Linked DNA regions of Homo sapiens: region 2 is linked to region 1. A link is a loop called in an ENCODE intact Hi-C map of the cell type or tissue named here. Cell type or tissue: B cell. All regions are shown on one strand. Links, peaks and the distances in the headings refer to the core of each region. The heading gives the core; the rest is flanking DNA.

Evidence for each region. Peaks named below come from ENCODE experiments on the same cell type or tissue, not always from the same donor. Only the 100,000 strongest peaks of a DNase experiment are listed, where the experiment ranks them.
Region 2: it touches region 1 in a loop (2.8-fold over the local background); 2 of 110 quality-filtered maps call a loop at or near these places.

What each region holds. Positions count from the first base shown.
Region 1 is chr1:157,649,078-157,657,426 of GRCh38, reverse strand. LOC105371457 (a long non-coding RNA gene) reads left to right here. Exons shown (of 3, transcript XR_922184.3): 2 at 3,153-3,248; 3 at 4,216-5,243. Among named protein-coding and RNA genes, the nearest start is that of FCRL3-AS1, 42 kb to the left of the region's middle. In B cell, for the core only: no CTCF peak of the experiment used is centred there; a DNase peak (open chromatin) is centred at 4,116; H3K4me3 peaks cover 837 bases; H3K27ac peaks cover 528 bases.
Region 2 is chr1:157,723,427-157,731,752 of GRCh38, reverse strand. It overlaps the pseudogene VDAC1P9. Among named protein-coding and RNA genes, the nearest start is that of FCRL3, 27 kb to the right of the region's middle. In B cell, for the core only: no CTCF peak of the experiment used is centred there; DNase peaks (open chromatin) are centred at 4,752, 5,243, 6,352 and 7,062; H3K4me3 peaks cover 2,757 bases; H3K27ac peaks cover 6,030 bases.

The DNA.
Region 1 (8,349 bases), core at 54-8,053:
GCTTCTTGTAAGCATCATATACTTTGGCCTTACTTTTTAAAATCTATTTAGATAATCTTTTCCTTCAGTTAAAATTCTTATACTATTCATAGTTAAGGTAATTATTAATATGGTTGAATTTAAAAAATTTTTATTTTCCATTTGCTCCACCATTTTTTGTTCATTTTTTCTCCTTTTTCTCTTTCGAATCATTTGAAATTTTAGTATTCCATCTTAATGTATCTGTTTTCTTTTTAGTAATACATCCTTGTATTGTTTTCAAAGGTTGATCTAGAGGTTACAATATACATTCTTAATCTTTCATGGCCTACTTAAAATTGATACTCTGCCTCTCCACTGAAAATGTAGAATCTTGAAATTGATAGGTATATATATGTCCACCCCTTCAATCATTTATAAGATGGTTGTCCTATCCTTTCATTTATATCCCATAAGTGTCCAATCATTTATAGGATGGATGTATAGGCATTATATCAATGTATGTTTTAAAAATCCCACGAAAAATTGTTATAATTTGTTAAGTACTTATATTTTAGATAACTTAAACAGAAAAATGCAGTCTTTTCTATTTTTCCCTAGATATTTACCACTTACAATGTCGTTAATTTTTTCTAATGATCCCCATTATTTCTAATTTCATTTCCCTTTAGCCTAAGGACTTCTTCTTTTTTTTTTTTTAGACAGAGTTTTGCTCTTGTCGCCCAGGCTGGAGTGCAGTGGTGCGATCTTGGCTCGCTGCAACCTCCACCTCCCGGATTCAAGCAATTCTCCTGCCTCAGCATCCCGAGTAGCTGGGATTACAGGCGCGAGCCACCATGCCCAGCAAATTTTTTATTTTTAGTAGAGACGCGGTTTCACTGTGTTGCCCAGGCTGGTCTCCGACAGGGACTTCTTTAGAATCTCTTGTAGTGTTTTCTGACAGTTAGTCTCTACATTTTGCTTTACTTATTTTTTGAAAAAAAAAAATTTGCATGCATTTTTGAAGGATATTTTTGCTCAATATAAAAACCAAGTTTGATAATTGTTGTCCCTTTCTTTAAAAATTTGTTTTTTCTCTGTCTACAATCAAGATTTGGTCTTTATCTTGGATATTTAGTAGTCTGGTTATGTTTTTGGTATGGTTTTCTTTGAATTTATCCTGTGTAGGGTTCATTGAACTTCTCAAACCTGTAAATGTATGTTTTTCACCAAATCTGAGGAGATTTCAGCTGCAATTTCTTTAAATATTATTTTATGTCCAATTTCTCTCCTTTTCTGCTGGGATTCCAAATATATGTATGTTACAGTTTTTGATAGACTTGATATTGTCCCACATGTCCCTAGTTTCTGTTTATTTTTTCAAACTTTCTTTCTATATTTTAGATGAATAATTTAATTGATATAGTTTTAATTTTATTGATTCTTTCCTTTGTCCTATTCATTCTACTGTAAGTCCATTTGGTAAATTTTTAAAATATGTTACAGACTTATTTCAAAAATTTCTATTTGGTTCTCTATTTATATATCTCAGCTGAGATTTCCTGCCTTTTTATTCATTTTATATATTTTTTAAAATCTCATTGAGTATAGTTATTGTGCCTACTAAAAAAATTCTCATCAAATAATTCCAACATCAGATGCATCTGAAGCTAGCATCTATTGATTGTCTTTATTCTGAAAAATTGAATTCATTTTCCTGCTTCTTTGTATGTTGAGTACTTTTCATTTTATCTTGGACATTTTAATGTTATGTTGTATAGATTCTGTGTTCTGTGACATCCAGCATGCTGTTTTTGTTTTTGTTTTTGTTTTTTGTCTTAGCAGGCATTTAACCCAGTTAGACTCAATGTGTAAGCTCTGCCTTTCCTTCCATAGGTGGTGGTTTAAATCTTAATTCAATTATTTAGTTCTTTGGTGTACTGCTTTTAGACAGTCCTGTGCTTATATGGCTCAGGTGTCAGCCTGAACTTGTGTATTTAACCACACAGAAAATTAAGGGACTTCCTTCTCTGGCTCTCTCCTCTATGGAATTCTCCCTCCACCTTCTAGTAACTGCGGTTAATCAGACTCCCTTTTTAGATCCTCTGGCCAGAAAGACAATGAGCTACCAAAAATCTTACCAACCTACAATATGCCTTCTCTGCTACAAAAAACAAATCCACAAATCAAATCTACAATAAAAATGGAAAACTAACTGCTATGCCAGTCACTTCTCCAAATTTCATTTCCCCACTACACCCTGGCTGCTCTTTTACTCTTCAGAATTCTCAGGTAGTCATTTTCTGTATTTTATGTAACATATAATTGTTACCAGTTGGATGGCTTGTCTGATTGTTACCAGTTAGATGGCTTGTCTGAAGGGAATTTACAATATTATTCCAGAAGTGAAATTCTAGCTTAACTATGAATGGACATATTTATACTCATTGGTCAGTAAGGTCTGCATTATTCAGGATGTATCTACATATGTGTGTATATGCATTTTACGTACTTGGACTGCAATTGTATTAAATGCTTATTTTACATATTTGAACACTTTTCATGCTTTAAAAATATTCTTCTAAGACGCGAGTTTAATAGCTTTATAATACTGCATCTATATACGTACCCTAATTTACCATTCTTCTGTATATTTTTGTTTTTTTGCTTTTGTAAAAACTTTGAGATGAAATCTTTTCCTCTCTTCCTCAGAATAAACTTTTATTGTGAAAAGTAGTATACGGAACTTTGCATCTCATAATCCAGAAAGTTTTTACATTGTATGGCACCAGCAGGAAATCATTTATGAGTTCCAACACTGGGTGCTGTACTTTCTTTATTGTTTTTGCAAAAATGATAACAGAAATTACATTTTATTGTTTAAATTTTAATTTACTTGACTATTAGTGAAGTAGAATATAATCTTATGTGTTTCAGGGAGTGTTCTTTTTTTAATCAATAGTCCATTTAGGATAAAAATTTTTCACATTTTCAACAAGTTAAGATACTCTTTTCCTAACAAATTATGTGAGTTTTTTAATGAACTAAGGATAGTAATCTTTAATTAATTATGTGTGATATAGATATCTATGGTATGTCTTTTGCCTTTTACTTTTGTTTATGGTATCTTTAACCTACCAAGGTTATTTAATAGATTATGAACATGTGCTAATTTACCAAGATATCTTGCTTAGCCATAGGTTAAGACATGAGGACTTCTACTGAAACTTCTCTAAATATGGAACCAAGACTTCATCTGAGTTTGAGATTAAGAGAAGAAATTATCACAGGTAATGTGGAGACAAGTCACTTCTCCAATTGTGTTCTCTAAAGTGTGGTGTTTTGATGGTCAAAACCTCATAAAATTAGGTCCAGGAGAGAAAGAATTAGAAATAGGAATTGCTAACAGAAAAAGACCATTTCAGAATCATGGACTGAGGGTTACCGTTCAAGAGAACTATAACCCTTGGGCCACCCAGTCTATAGAGCAGCTTCATTTTTTGCAAAAGTGAATATGGTGGCATATAGATTAAAGTATTAATTATTTTCTGTGCTACACACTTACAGGAGAAAACTCTTAATATCCAAGACAAAAACAGTGCCTTGCTGATGAATGAAGAGACATGTGTGTCAAAAATATAACTGACAAAAGGCCGGGCATGGTGGCTCACGCCTATAAACCCAGCACTTTGGGAAGCTGAGGCCAGTAGATTGCTTGAGCCCAGAATTTCAAGAGCAGCCTGGGCAACATGGCAAAACCCCAACTCTACTAAAAAATAAATAAATAAATAAATAAATAAATAAATAAATAAATAAGAATATAACTGACAATGTAGGAGCCTCTTACAGGTTCCCTTGATGCTTCAGTTTCCTCTGTTTACTCTGCTTTTTGTGGTAAAATCATATTTACAAATTCTTCTCTTCCTGACAATTATAAATTCTTATCTCTCCCTTCCTTGGATTCGTTGAGTGAACCTATCTACACAAACTACTCTTAAAATGGACCTTTACCCTCTTTCCTGTCCATGGGCAATTACTGTGATTATTCTTTAGCAGCTACTGTTTCTTCAGCCCTTCTGCTAGGATAGGGCTGCTTTACATACACCATGTGGAGTCAAAAAAGAACAGAGAGAAGTAGTCACAAAAAGAGGAAGTAGTGGTTAGTGGGTTCTTGAGAAAGTTCTCCAAAGGTTACAAACTGAAAAGATTGAAAAATTAACAGTTCTATGCTAATCTCTGGTGTCTCCTTTTTGGCAGCTCCATGAGGAAGAAAAAATAATCTGTGACTTCTGTACCTTCTTCATGACCACCGGGCAAGACTGACTCTCTGACCAGTGCACAGGAGACTCATCAATATCTATCTAAGCCCTTTCTCTCTAACAGCTGCCAGAGTTTGGTCTTCTATCATCTCAGGCCAAGGAAGCGCAGTGGTTACACTCATCTCCACTCCGGTCACCTGCTTTCCATTTTATGCGAGCAGGTCCTGCCTTACAAAATAAACGTATCTGCTGAGAAATGCCAATGAGGGAGACAGAAGAGATCTTCAAAGGGAAAGGCAGATTTTGTAAGTGGTTGTTGATGGACCAAATTCCATGTTATAAATCTTCTCAGGGTGCAGTAGTTGATATAACTCCATTGAGATGGACCCTGAAAACAAATATGCACAAAAGGAATTTTACAGATAAATCCGTGTTCCATGCCTAGAATAAAGTAATACCATTATAATCATTATCTGCTTTCAATATCCAACCCTGCCATTTAGTTTCAGCTTCAGGTCCACCGGATCCTTCAAATATTTCTTCATACAATCTCCTTTTGTCCCTCAGGACCTGTTGGAAAGAAAGGCGTCCAATGCTAATAAGGAAAAGAGAAGAGCCTTCCTCTCCATGCAGGTTTAAGTCTACTGAAAGTGGAAATTACTCTTTTATTTATAAATACTGATAGGACTCTTTTGGTAGCAGGGAACATGGACCCACTTATGCAACCTTAAGTAAAAACGGTAATTTATGGTAAAGGAAAATGGATAGCTGTCAGAATTCTAAGCAGGAAGGTCATAAACAAGCTGGAATCAGAAAGTGGGAGGTTGTTGGGATCCTTGGAACTACCTCGACCCTGCAATCAGACAGACTCCTCTACCTGCCCTCTGTGTCCTTGGACAAACTGCTCAACCTCCCTATGCGTCAGTTTCCTCATCTGTAAAATGGGAACAATGATATCCATCTTTTAAGATTTTTGTGAGGATTGAATGAATTAAACAAGTAAAGAGATTGGATCTAGGTCTGAAATTTGCTAGCCACTCAAATACTAGTTATTTCATTGGTTGTTTCATATTTTCTGCCCACGTATGTTGACTTCTATTTTGTTTCTTTTAAATAATTTGCCACTTTCTGAAATTGTCTAATTTACCTAATTGCTGACTTGTAGAGCATGGGTCTTCTCCTCTAGTATTTAAGGTTTATCACACCCTCAGTAGAGGGAAGGCAATGAGTGTTCTGCTACATGTCCTGTTTGCTGGAGCGGAGAACTTTCAGCCTGTTTCTGACCCAGTCCTCTGAGTACCTCTGCTCTGAAAGTTGTAACTGTCTCTCTTTCCCAGGGCTGTTTCTATCTCCTTAGCCAAAAAGCCAGACTTCCTAGCCCAAGGAGGGGAGCTCAGTGAACCTCAACTATAAGGCTGAATCAATCAGGATTAATGTAGTTTCAAGCCAGACTGAGTAGATGACCATTACTACTGCTACTACTTTAAGTTCTGCCCCCTTTGAAGGATTTCCTTCATCACTTTCTTTCAAGAACAATACTAATTGTGGTTGCAGTAATACAACAGTCCACTTCCAGTTTTGCTAACATATTTTACTAAATCATCTGTGAAGCAAGCCCTGGTTTTCCTTCTGTAGTTATCTAGTTAAAAGGAGTTCCACATGAGGCTATAGATGTGAACTGCAGGAGAGGAGGGAATGCAGTAAAAGTTGGTACCTTAGCAGTCTGAGCCACCTGCTCATACAACTTACTTATGCCTTGTTAAACCCAGTCATATATACATCATATATATATAGATGTATTGCTGCTGTGCATGTACAATCTTGTGGCTACATAAAACCCCACTCATGATGAGCAGTTCGAATTGCAGATTGCGTGGTCACTTGATGTCCCATGTTAAGTATTAAGTTTTTAGTAAGGTCTAGGCAAACTTGATGCTGTATCCTAAAAGAACATTATCTCCAGAAGAGAGTATAACTTTTATCTAAAATTCTAGAAGTCTGTGCTCTAATTTTCCTTTTCTGACCCTTAGAAGCACTATACAACATCCATATTTTCTATAGTCATTTCAGGCTACATCGGATCTACCACACCACAAGTCTCAAGTGGTCAAGCAGCTTTCAAGGCAATCTGGAATTATTGCAGAGCCTTCTCTTGCCCTGAGCCTCACTCAGAATTAATAGTGTTATGGGCTCCTCAGCAAATGGGTAAGAGTTGTGCACGTAAATGAGGATATATTGCATACAAATTCCAAAGATATCCACCAGGTATTGTGCCTCTTCTTTAGTAATAAGAAGGTGCAAGATGCAGCAATTTGTTTTAACTCTGAAGACATTCTGACATGTGAATAACAGCATAATCTAACTTATAGGGGTTTCCTGAGAAGAAAATGAATTCCTTAGCCCAACACATGACATTAAGTAAGTGCTTAATAAGTATGAGCTATGATGATGATGACAATTATGTTTATTATTACTACCATACTTGAAATTTAAGCAAGACTGCATAGAGAAGGCCTTTTTAGATTTCCAAAACCTTCCCTTCTCCACCTCCCAACTGCAACATACTGCAATCAGAGGAGTAAAAGAATAGAAATAATGTCTGAGGTAGAAGTAATTGTATCTATATCTCTTCATAAAAAGTAGATATCAAATTCAAGAAGTCAGTTCTACCTGTGCAAACAGTTGTTATGTGCTGAATCATTTTACATGTAACAATATGTTCCAGTAAAGTCTTAGACCACTTTATGGTTTTTAACAAAAATGTGACAGAAAGTGTCCTCACTCCGTACTGATTCCATATGTTTGTGTGAACTTGTAGTCTGGGAAGGAGTGTGGAGAATGGCTCGGGGAACAGTGACCTCCACCTACAAGAAGATAAACAGGTCTTTGGGATTGAAGAACTTAACCCTCCTTAATTCTAGAAGAAATAGCTCTTTAGGAGCCTCTATGGGCTCTCTAATAGACAACTAATCTCTACTTTGGAAAAGAGAATAAATGTCTTGAGTTCAGCAGTCAAAAGCACTGATGGATGGACCTGGAATGAGAATGAGGGGAAAGGAAAGAAAAATAAGATTTGGGTCAAGGAGGAAGGTAGTCATCTGCTCCTGAACAGATAGTGCTCCTCAGTGTCTCCCTGACACTGTTTTCAGGGCCTGTCTATATCTCAGGAAGCGCCAGGGTCATTCAACCGTAGAATCCACTACTGGGAAGACCATTTTACATTCTTTCCAAAGAAGCTTCCTGGACACTGTTATGGTATCATTGTCACCCACAAGCTTCAGAGCACTGGCCACACACTCAGCCATGGAACTGTCATAGAAGAAACCTGGGATACTTGTAAAATCGATGGAGCACTAAGGACCCACTGGGTGAGGAAAAGCTGGGCAGTATATACTCTGGAAGTGGACTGGAGCAGTTTAGTGCATGCCAAGTTTGAGACAAATAGTCGTCTCTTTTTTATTTATTTATGTATCATATATGCCAGGCACTATTTGAAGGGCTTTCACATATTAACTCATTTAATAGTGATGAAGAAGTTGAGATTTTTGCCCAAGGAGAGAGCCAATAGCTTTTAGAGCATAGGACTTTTTGCAAGGTGTAGGCAAAATAGAATCTATAAGGAACCAAATGGTATATAGAAAATGGCAGATAAGAAGTACTCTCGAAAGATATCAAGTTTTTAGATTCTAATAGGAAATAGAGGACATGTTATTCTCTATAAAGTCTTTCTACCCTTATTAGACTAGAAATTACATAAAGATAAGGATCATGTCACTTTTGTCAATACTGTGCAACCAGTGAAACACAGTGAATACTCAGTAGATAATTGTTAAATGAGTGAATGAAGTCCCCCAGACACAGAAGCTAAGGAGACTTGAAACTTTCTAACAGGATAGCAGGTCTTAAAGTTCCTGGATAGCTTCTTGTCTACTTCAGCCATAATGTCACCCTGTATTTAAGAAGACTTAAAAACAAGAAAACAACTTCATTTCCTTAGGACCCATGGCAGAAGAAAGGCAATTAGCAAATAGCAGTATCCTTGGCTTCCCTTTTTCGAAATCTTCTAGGCAATGCTCATGGGTGCCACTGTGGAGAGCATCTGTACTCAGACCTGAATTGTATGGTCATTCTC
Region 2 (8,326 bases), core at 1-8,000, 74 kb before region 1:
TTAAGAATTACTTTACATATTTCTGGCTTGGCTAAATCTGGTGGGAACTGCAGGCTTTCAGAAATTCAAGGTCTGGACTGATGGTTAAGTTGCCAGTGACCTCTCTGGTCTCAGATGGAAACTATCTGATGATGAGATGTCACTTAACCATTTAACTTTCCTCCACATGCTTAACATCCATACATATGACTTGCCTGTGCTGAAATCTGAGAATCTGGACCCTGAACCTGAACCCCTTAGAACTGAGAAGGGCCACAAGAACCTATGGTGCGTGTTTGTGTGTGTGTTTGGGTATCCATTATAGAAAAATTAGAAACATGAGAAATAAAAAAAGATAATTAAAAATCACTTTTATTCCATTAACTCTGAGATAATTGCTAATATCTCAATATCCATCAGCCAGAATATTTTCTATGCATGTGCTCACGTATACATAAATATACAATTTAAAAATAATGATAACAGTAATCTCATTTTTTCTTTTAATAATTTTGTTTTGTTTCCATGCCATTAAGTATTATTCTAAGATATTTGTGTATTGCCTGGTATGTTTGAAAACGTACAAACTTATTTTGTAAATGATTTATTTGAGGGCCTTTATAGTATTGACAATTACTCATTATGATAAACAGTGTTACAATGAACATCTTTGTGTTTAAGTCAACATTTTGAGTAGCATTACTAGTTTAGAGAAATGAAAGGCTGTTACTCTATGCAGTCAGACAATAACTTGGCAATATTTCCCCTGAGATATCCCAGTGGTTGTGTGGAGGGTCTATCAGCTTATGATACATTACTGTTGAGATATATAATCAAAACAATCTTATAGAAAAGAGCTCTGTATACTATATGAGGAAGTAGAGATCAAACATTGGAGGAGTCTTACTTCCTTGCTTTCTATCTAGGTAAAATATTCTGAAGGCCTGTTTGTGATCCTTGCTTTTGGTTACTGTTTGATAGACCCCTTCAAGTCAGTCACTAAGACAATCTCCTTTCAAATAGCTGAATGAGGAGGCCTCATGGTACTGTGGTCATTGCTGCTGGCATTTTATGAGCTGGACCACTTGGAATGAGATGTGGAACAGGAAGAGAATGGAGGTCCTGGGATCTGGATATCTTTGAGGTTTTCTCAGAGCCCAAGTCTGTGGCCATTGTCTAGCAGAAACGCTGGGTCTCACTTCCAATGCAGTCTCCAGAGATATTTGAGAATAAAGAAAATGAGATGATTTAGATTTCCAAGAAAATGTAGAAGCAATGCATTTCAAATTCTGCTAGGAAAAACAGAAATCTTTCTTTTTAATAAATTTCTGTTCTGATCTTATAGGAAACTTTATACGTGATGTAATTGGCTTTTTTTTAATACCACACTCCAGTAATCCATTCCTTCCAAAATGAAACAACACACTTTAGATAACAGATTAAAATTTGTATTAAACAATAGACCATTTGGCATCACTGTTTATTTGTACACAAGGGAAGATAAAAACTTTGCTAAGAAACACAATTCCTTTCTCTGTACTTAGTAGACACATTCTGTACATAATTTTAGAGTGAAAAATGGACTCCTAAGCAAAAAGTTGACCTAAAATCAAGAAAGGAGGACCTATACAACCTACAGAACACGGGAGAGACCACTCTTCTTCTGTATGTTCTCTCCCTAGCTCTGTGTCTTTTTTTAAAATATCTTAATATTTTATTATTTCAATAGTTTAGAGGTATAAGTGGTTTTTGGTTACATAGATGAATTATACAGTGGTGTATTCTGAGATTTCAGTGCACCCATCACCCAACTAGTGTACATTGTACCCAATATGTAGGGGTTTGTTCCTTATACCCCTCCTACCCTCCTTCTTCTGAGTCTCCAATGCCCGATACCACTCTGTAAGCCTTTGTGTACTCATAGATTAGCTCCCACTGTTAAGTGAGAACATACAGTATTTGATTTTCCATTCCTGAGTTACTTCACTTAGAATAGTGGCTCCAGCTTCACCCAAGTGCTGCAAAAGACATTATTTCATTCATTTTTATGGCTGAGTACTATTCCATGGTATACATGTATACCACATTTTCTTTACCCACTCATTAGTTGATGGGCACTTAGATTGGTCCATCTCTTTGCAATTGTGACTTGTGCTGCTATAAACATACATGTGTATATGTCTTTTTCACACAATGACTTATTTTCCTTTGGGTAGATACCCAGTAGTGGGAATGCTGAAATTAAAGGTAGATCTACTTTTAGTTCTTTTTTTTTATTATTATACTTTAAGTTTTAGGGTACATGTGCACAATGTGCAGGTTTGTTACATATGTGTACATGTACCATGTTGGTGTGCTGCACCCATTAACTCGTCATTTAGCATTAGGTATATCTCCTAATGCTATCCCTCCCCCGCCCACCACCCCACAATAGTCCCCAGAGTGTGATGTTCCCCTTGCCTGTGTCCATGTGTTCTCATTGTTCAATTCCCACCTAGAGTGAGAACATGCGGCGTTTGGTTTTTTGTCCTTGGGATAGTTTTCTGAGAATGATGGTTTCCAGCTTCATCCATGTCCCTACAAAGGACATGAACTCATCATTTTTTATGGCTGCATAGTATTCCATGGTGTATATGTGCCACATTTTCTTAATCCAGTCTATCATTGTTGGACATTTGGGTTGGTTCCAAGTCTTTGCTATAGTGAATAATGCCGCAATAAATATACTTGTGCATGTGTCTTTATAGCAGCATGATTTATAATCCTTTGGGTGTATACCCAGTAATGGGATTTCTGGGTCAAATGGTATTTCTAGTTCTAGATCCCTGAGGAGTCGCCACACCGACTTCCACAATGGTTGAACTAGTTTACAGTCCCACCAACAGTGTAAAATTGTTCCTATTTCTCCACATCTCTCCAGCACCTGTTGTTTCCTGACATAGGACTTTTAGTTCTTTAAGAAATCTCCATACTGTTTTCCATAGAGGTTGTACTAATTTACATTCTCACCAGCAGTGTGTAAGTGTTCCCGTTTCACCACATCCATGCCAACATCTATTATTTTTTGACTTTTTAATAATGGCCATTCTTGCAAAAGTAAAGTGGCATCTCATTGTGGTTTTAATTTGCATTTTCCTGATGATTAGTGATGTTGATCATTGTTTCATATATTTGTTGGCCTTTTGCATATCTTCTTTTGAGAAATGTCTATACATGTCATTTGCTCACTTTTTCATGAGTTTTTTTTCTTGCTGATTTGTCTGAGTTCCTTGTAGTTCTAAATATTAGTCCTTTGTCAGACGGATAGTTTGCAAATATTTTCTCCCAGTCTGTGGGTTGTCTGTTTGCTCTGATGATTATTGCTTTTGCTGTGCAGAAGCTTTTTTAGTTTAATTAGGTCCCATTTATTTATCCTTGTTTTTGTTGCATTTGCTTTTGAGGTCTTAGTTATAAATTCTTTGCCTAGGTCAATGTCCAGAAGAGTTTTTCCAAGGTCATCTTCTAGAATTTTTATGGTTTCAGGTCTTAGATTAAGTCTTTGACTCATCCTAAGTTGATTTTTGTATGAGATGAGAGATAGGGATCCAGTTTTATTCTTCTACACGTGGCTAGCCAGTTTTCCCAGCACCATTTATTAAATAGGGTGTCCTCTCTCCAATTTATGTTTTTGTATGTTTTGTTGAACATCAGTTCGTTGTAAGCATTTGGCTTTATTTCTGGATTTTCTGTTCTGTTCCATTGGTTACGATATGCCTACTTTTATACCAGTGCCCATGCTGTTTTAGTAACTATAGCCTTGTAGTATAAATTCAAGTCTTGTAATACCTCCAGGTTTGTTCTTTTTGCTTAGGATTGCTTCGGCTATTTGGGCTTTTTTTGTTGTTGTTCCATATGAATTTTAAGATTTTTTTTAAGTCTGTGAAAAATGGTGATGGTATTTTGATATAATTTGCATGAAATCTGTAGGTGACTTTGGGCAATCACAAAATTGTGAAAATAACCATTCTTCCAATCCATGAGCATGGGATGTGTTTCCATCTATATGTGCCATCTATGATTTCTTTCAGTAGTATTTTGTAGTTCTCCTTGCAGAAATCTTCCACCTCCTTGGTTAAGTATATTACTAGGGTTTGTTGTTATTGTTGTTGTTTGTTTGTTTTTACAGCTATTATAAAAGGGATTCCATTTTTTATTTGATTCTCAGCTTGGTTGTTGTTGGTGTACAGCAGTGCTACGAATTTATGCCATTGACTTTGTAACCTGAGACTCTATGTCTTAAATTATACTAGTGCCCTGAAGATGTGGAAGCTGCAGTGAAAGTAATAAATACTGGAGATGCTGAACATGTGAAAAATGAAGAGCTCTTGGTAATGGGCAAGGCATATGTTGGAAAGTTCCTTGTGAGCATAAAATAAAGCATGGGTTATAGTGTTGTTGGGAAAGGTGTGGCTTTTGGGGATATATTAAATATGGGAGAAGGAATTTGAAAAAAAGCAGGGAAGTAGGGTATGGACGGGTGCCAAAAAACCCTCAGAATTACAGAGTGAAAAAAGATGATGTACTGCTCTGTGCTCACTTTTCATTCTTCTCTCGCTTGCAGCTTCATTCAGTGGACAATTTGCTATGTTTCCCTGCTGGTCCTTTCTCATAGATTTTCAGTAACACTGTCCTTCTGACCAGCTCAGGAGGCATATAGATGCTGTCTCAGACATGTGAGGTTGAGAACCCTCAGATATGCAAATGCTCGGTGGTTTCCTCAGGCCCTGATTGTTCTGCTTTCACATACACCTGCTCTGAAAATACACAGTTTTTCTGGTTGGGCAGACACTGTCTGGTCTTTTAAAGCCCTCTAATCGGCCGGGCGCGGTGGCTCAAGCCTGTAATCCCAGCACTTTGGGAGGCCGCGGCAGGCAGATCACGAGGTCAGGAGATCAAGACCATCTTGGCTAACACGGTGAAACCCCGTCTCTACTAAAAATACAAAAAAATTAGCCAGGTGTGGTGGGGGGTGCCTGTAGTCCCAGCTACTCTGGAGGCTGAGGCAGGAGAATGGCATAAACCCGGGGAGGCAGAGCTTGCAGCGACAGAGCGAGACTCCATCTCAAAAAATGAAATAAAATAAAATAAAATAAAAATGAAAGTAAAAAAGCCATCTAATCCTGTTTCAGCCCACAGATTTATTTTGTTTTACTTGCACTTTTTTTGCATTAACAAACTTACATTTGTTGACAAGATGGCTTCAGGCTCTTACTATTAAACTGTACCTTGGAAATACCAAATAAACAAGAGACAAACTTTTGCCTATCAAAAAACCTGTAAAATTGTCATAAATACATGAGGAAACAAACACAGGGAAGCAGAAGCTGCTTAGAGAGGAAGAGGCAAATTAGAGGTAAGAGAATGCTTTCTGAATGAGATCTTTTCTCTCCCCCAGATCTTTCCAAGCTGCTCATTTCCTATTCCAGCAGGGCAATTATTCTACCAACCAGTGGTAGTGGAGTAATTACTAGGATGGTATTAGAACCCAGCCACTGTGGGAAGCAGATAGCAATAGGCACAAATGTACTGCTCCCAAGAATTCCTGTCTCACCACCATACACAGTGGGGTGGGCAACTAGGGAATGACTGTGTCCAGCTAGAGCTCTAGAGGTTTTCTGCCCGAGACTAATCCTCAACACTCTCTCAACACACCAATTCATGACAAGTTAAATAACAGCCAACAAGAGATAATAAATATGAAAATTATAATTGTCAAAATAAGTACCTGACAGATGAATTGATTAGCATACAGAATAATACTAAAGAAAAAAACATAGTGAGCTGGAAGGCCAGGAAAAACTCTCCTAAAAATACCAAGAAGAGGTACAGAGAAGGAGAGTATACAAGTTAAGAAATATGAATGATGGCATAGGAAGTGTCAGTATCTGTATGATTCATGTACTGCATACAGGTACAAATAAGAGAAGAAAACTTATGGAAAAAATAATAACCCCAAATTTTACAAAATCAGAGAAAGACTAAAGATTTCACAATGAAAAGTATCATAATTTGCTAACTGAATTGATTTTAAAAACCTAAATATTAAAGTAAAATTTGGGAATATCAATGAACAAGGAAAAATTTTGAAATACTAAAGAACATAAAGCATTATCTATAAGTCACAGGAATGAGAATAGCCTAAGACTTCTTAACAATAACATTAAATGTAAGAAGTCAATGGAAAATGTTTTCAAAGTGTTCAAAGAAAAAAGGCAAACTTGTTATTTTATATCCATCTAGACTTTTATTTAATTGCGAGGGTGAATGAAGATTTTTTCTTTGGTATTACAGCCCTCAAAATCTTAAGACACACACGAACATGCACACACACACACACACACACACATGCAAACCACTAAAAACACTTTTAGAGGAAGTGCTACAGCAAGATGAAAAATAAATGCAGAAATAGGCCACAAGATAGGGAAAATGAGTTTGAATAAATAAAATAATAAAATTTTGTTCTTTAAACCATGAGAAACACACATGGAAAGAAGAAGTAAAATAAAATTCTATTATTTAAACTCAAGAATGATAATGTGATAGAAGAGTGGGGAGGAAGTTGTTTTGAAGACATGTAAATGAATGTTGTTATTCATCTTAGTAAGTGAGTAATTACCACCAGAAACAAGAATAGAATGACCTTCAAAGCAGCATAGGAAAATCCACCCCCTTACCCTGTTGAGCCTCCTGTGGCTGCCACTGAGCAGAATATGGCTGTCCCTCCCATGTACACTGATCTTGACAAATGTACCAGGGATGTCTTCACCAAGCGGTATAGATTAGGATTAATAAAGCTTCATTTGAAAACAAAATATGGGAATAGACTGGATGTTACAAGCTCAGGCTCAGCCAATCCTGAGGCCATCAAAGTGACAGGTAGTCTGGAAACCAAGAACAGATGGATCAAATGTGGCCTGACATTTACAGAGAAGTGGAACACTGACAAGACATTAGGTGCAGAGTTACTGGAGAAGATGAGCTTTTTACATGGACTAAAGTTGACCTGTGATTCAGCCTCCTCACCTAACACTGGGGGCAAAATGCTAAAATCAAGACAGGGTACAAGTGAGAGTACATCAACCTGGGCTGCAACGTGGATTTTGACATCTCCAGGACTTTCATCCAAGGTGCTCTCATGCTGAGTTACAAGGACTGGCTGGCTGGATACCAAATACATTTTGAGATCAAAGAGTCCCAGGTGACCTAAAATGACTTTTTGTGGTTGGCTTCAAGACTGATGAATTCCAGCATCACACTAATATAAATGACAGTGTTTGGCACCTCCACTTACCAGAAGGTGAGCAAGACTTTGGAGATCACTGTCAATCATGCATGGACATTAGGAAACAATAACACTTGCTTTGGAACAGCAGCCAAGTAGCACATAGATCCTGACAGCTTCTTCTCAGCTAAAGTGAACAACTCCCATGAGAGGATTAGGATACATTCAGACTCCAAGGCAGTTATCGAACTAATTCTGTGAGTCCTGAGAGATGACAAAAACGTCAGTGCTGGTCTAAAACGAGCTTGGTCTAAGACTGGATTTTTTTTTTTTTTTTTTTGGAGATGGAGTCTCGTTTTGTTGCCCAGGCTGGAGTGCAGTGACACTATCTCGGTTCACTACAACCTCCACCTCCTGGGTTCAAGCGATTATTGTGCCTCAGCCTCTCAAGTAGTTGGGATTACAGGCATGCACCACCATGCCCAGCTAATTTTTGTATTTTCAGTAGAGATAGGGTTTCACCATGTTGGTCAGGCTGGTCTTGAACTCCTGACCTCAGGTGATCTGCCACCTAGGCTTCCAAAACTGCTGAGATTACAGGCATGAGCCACCACACCAGCCTAAGACTGGAATTTTAAGCATAAATCAATACTGTATAATTATTTAATTTTAAAGTATTGTGCAGCATAGCTACCTTCAAAATTTAATGTACCCTCTTATGTTGTATGTCTAAGATTCAAGTATTGCTAGGTATCATGATAAATCTCTAGGTTAAAGATATTTGATCTTTAAGATGTCACCTTTTCAGAGGTATAGAAGGAACCTGATTCCCAAAAGGTCCTTTCAGTTAGAAATTTGGGAGGAATTGGTGGTCCCTCTAGAGATATCTGGTTTTTTTTTTCTTTTTTTTTTTCATTTAGAAACAGCTGCACGTGGAAACTGATAACATGCAGGCACTTTGTAAAATCATATTGAGTAAATGAACTTGTGACTTCTTGAGAATTGAACTTTGGTTTCCTATCCTAATGAGAGGCTCATTTCTTGAAGTCATGTACAAATATATCTGAGGGACACTTTTTTAGA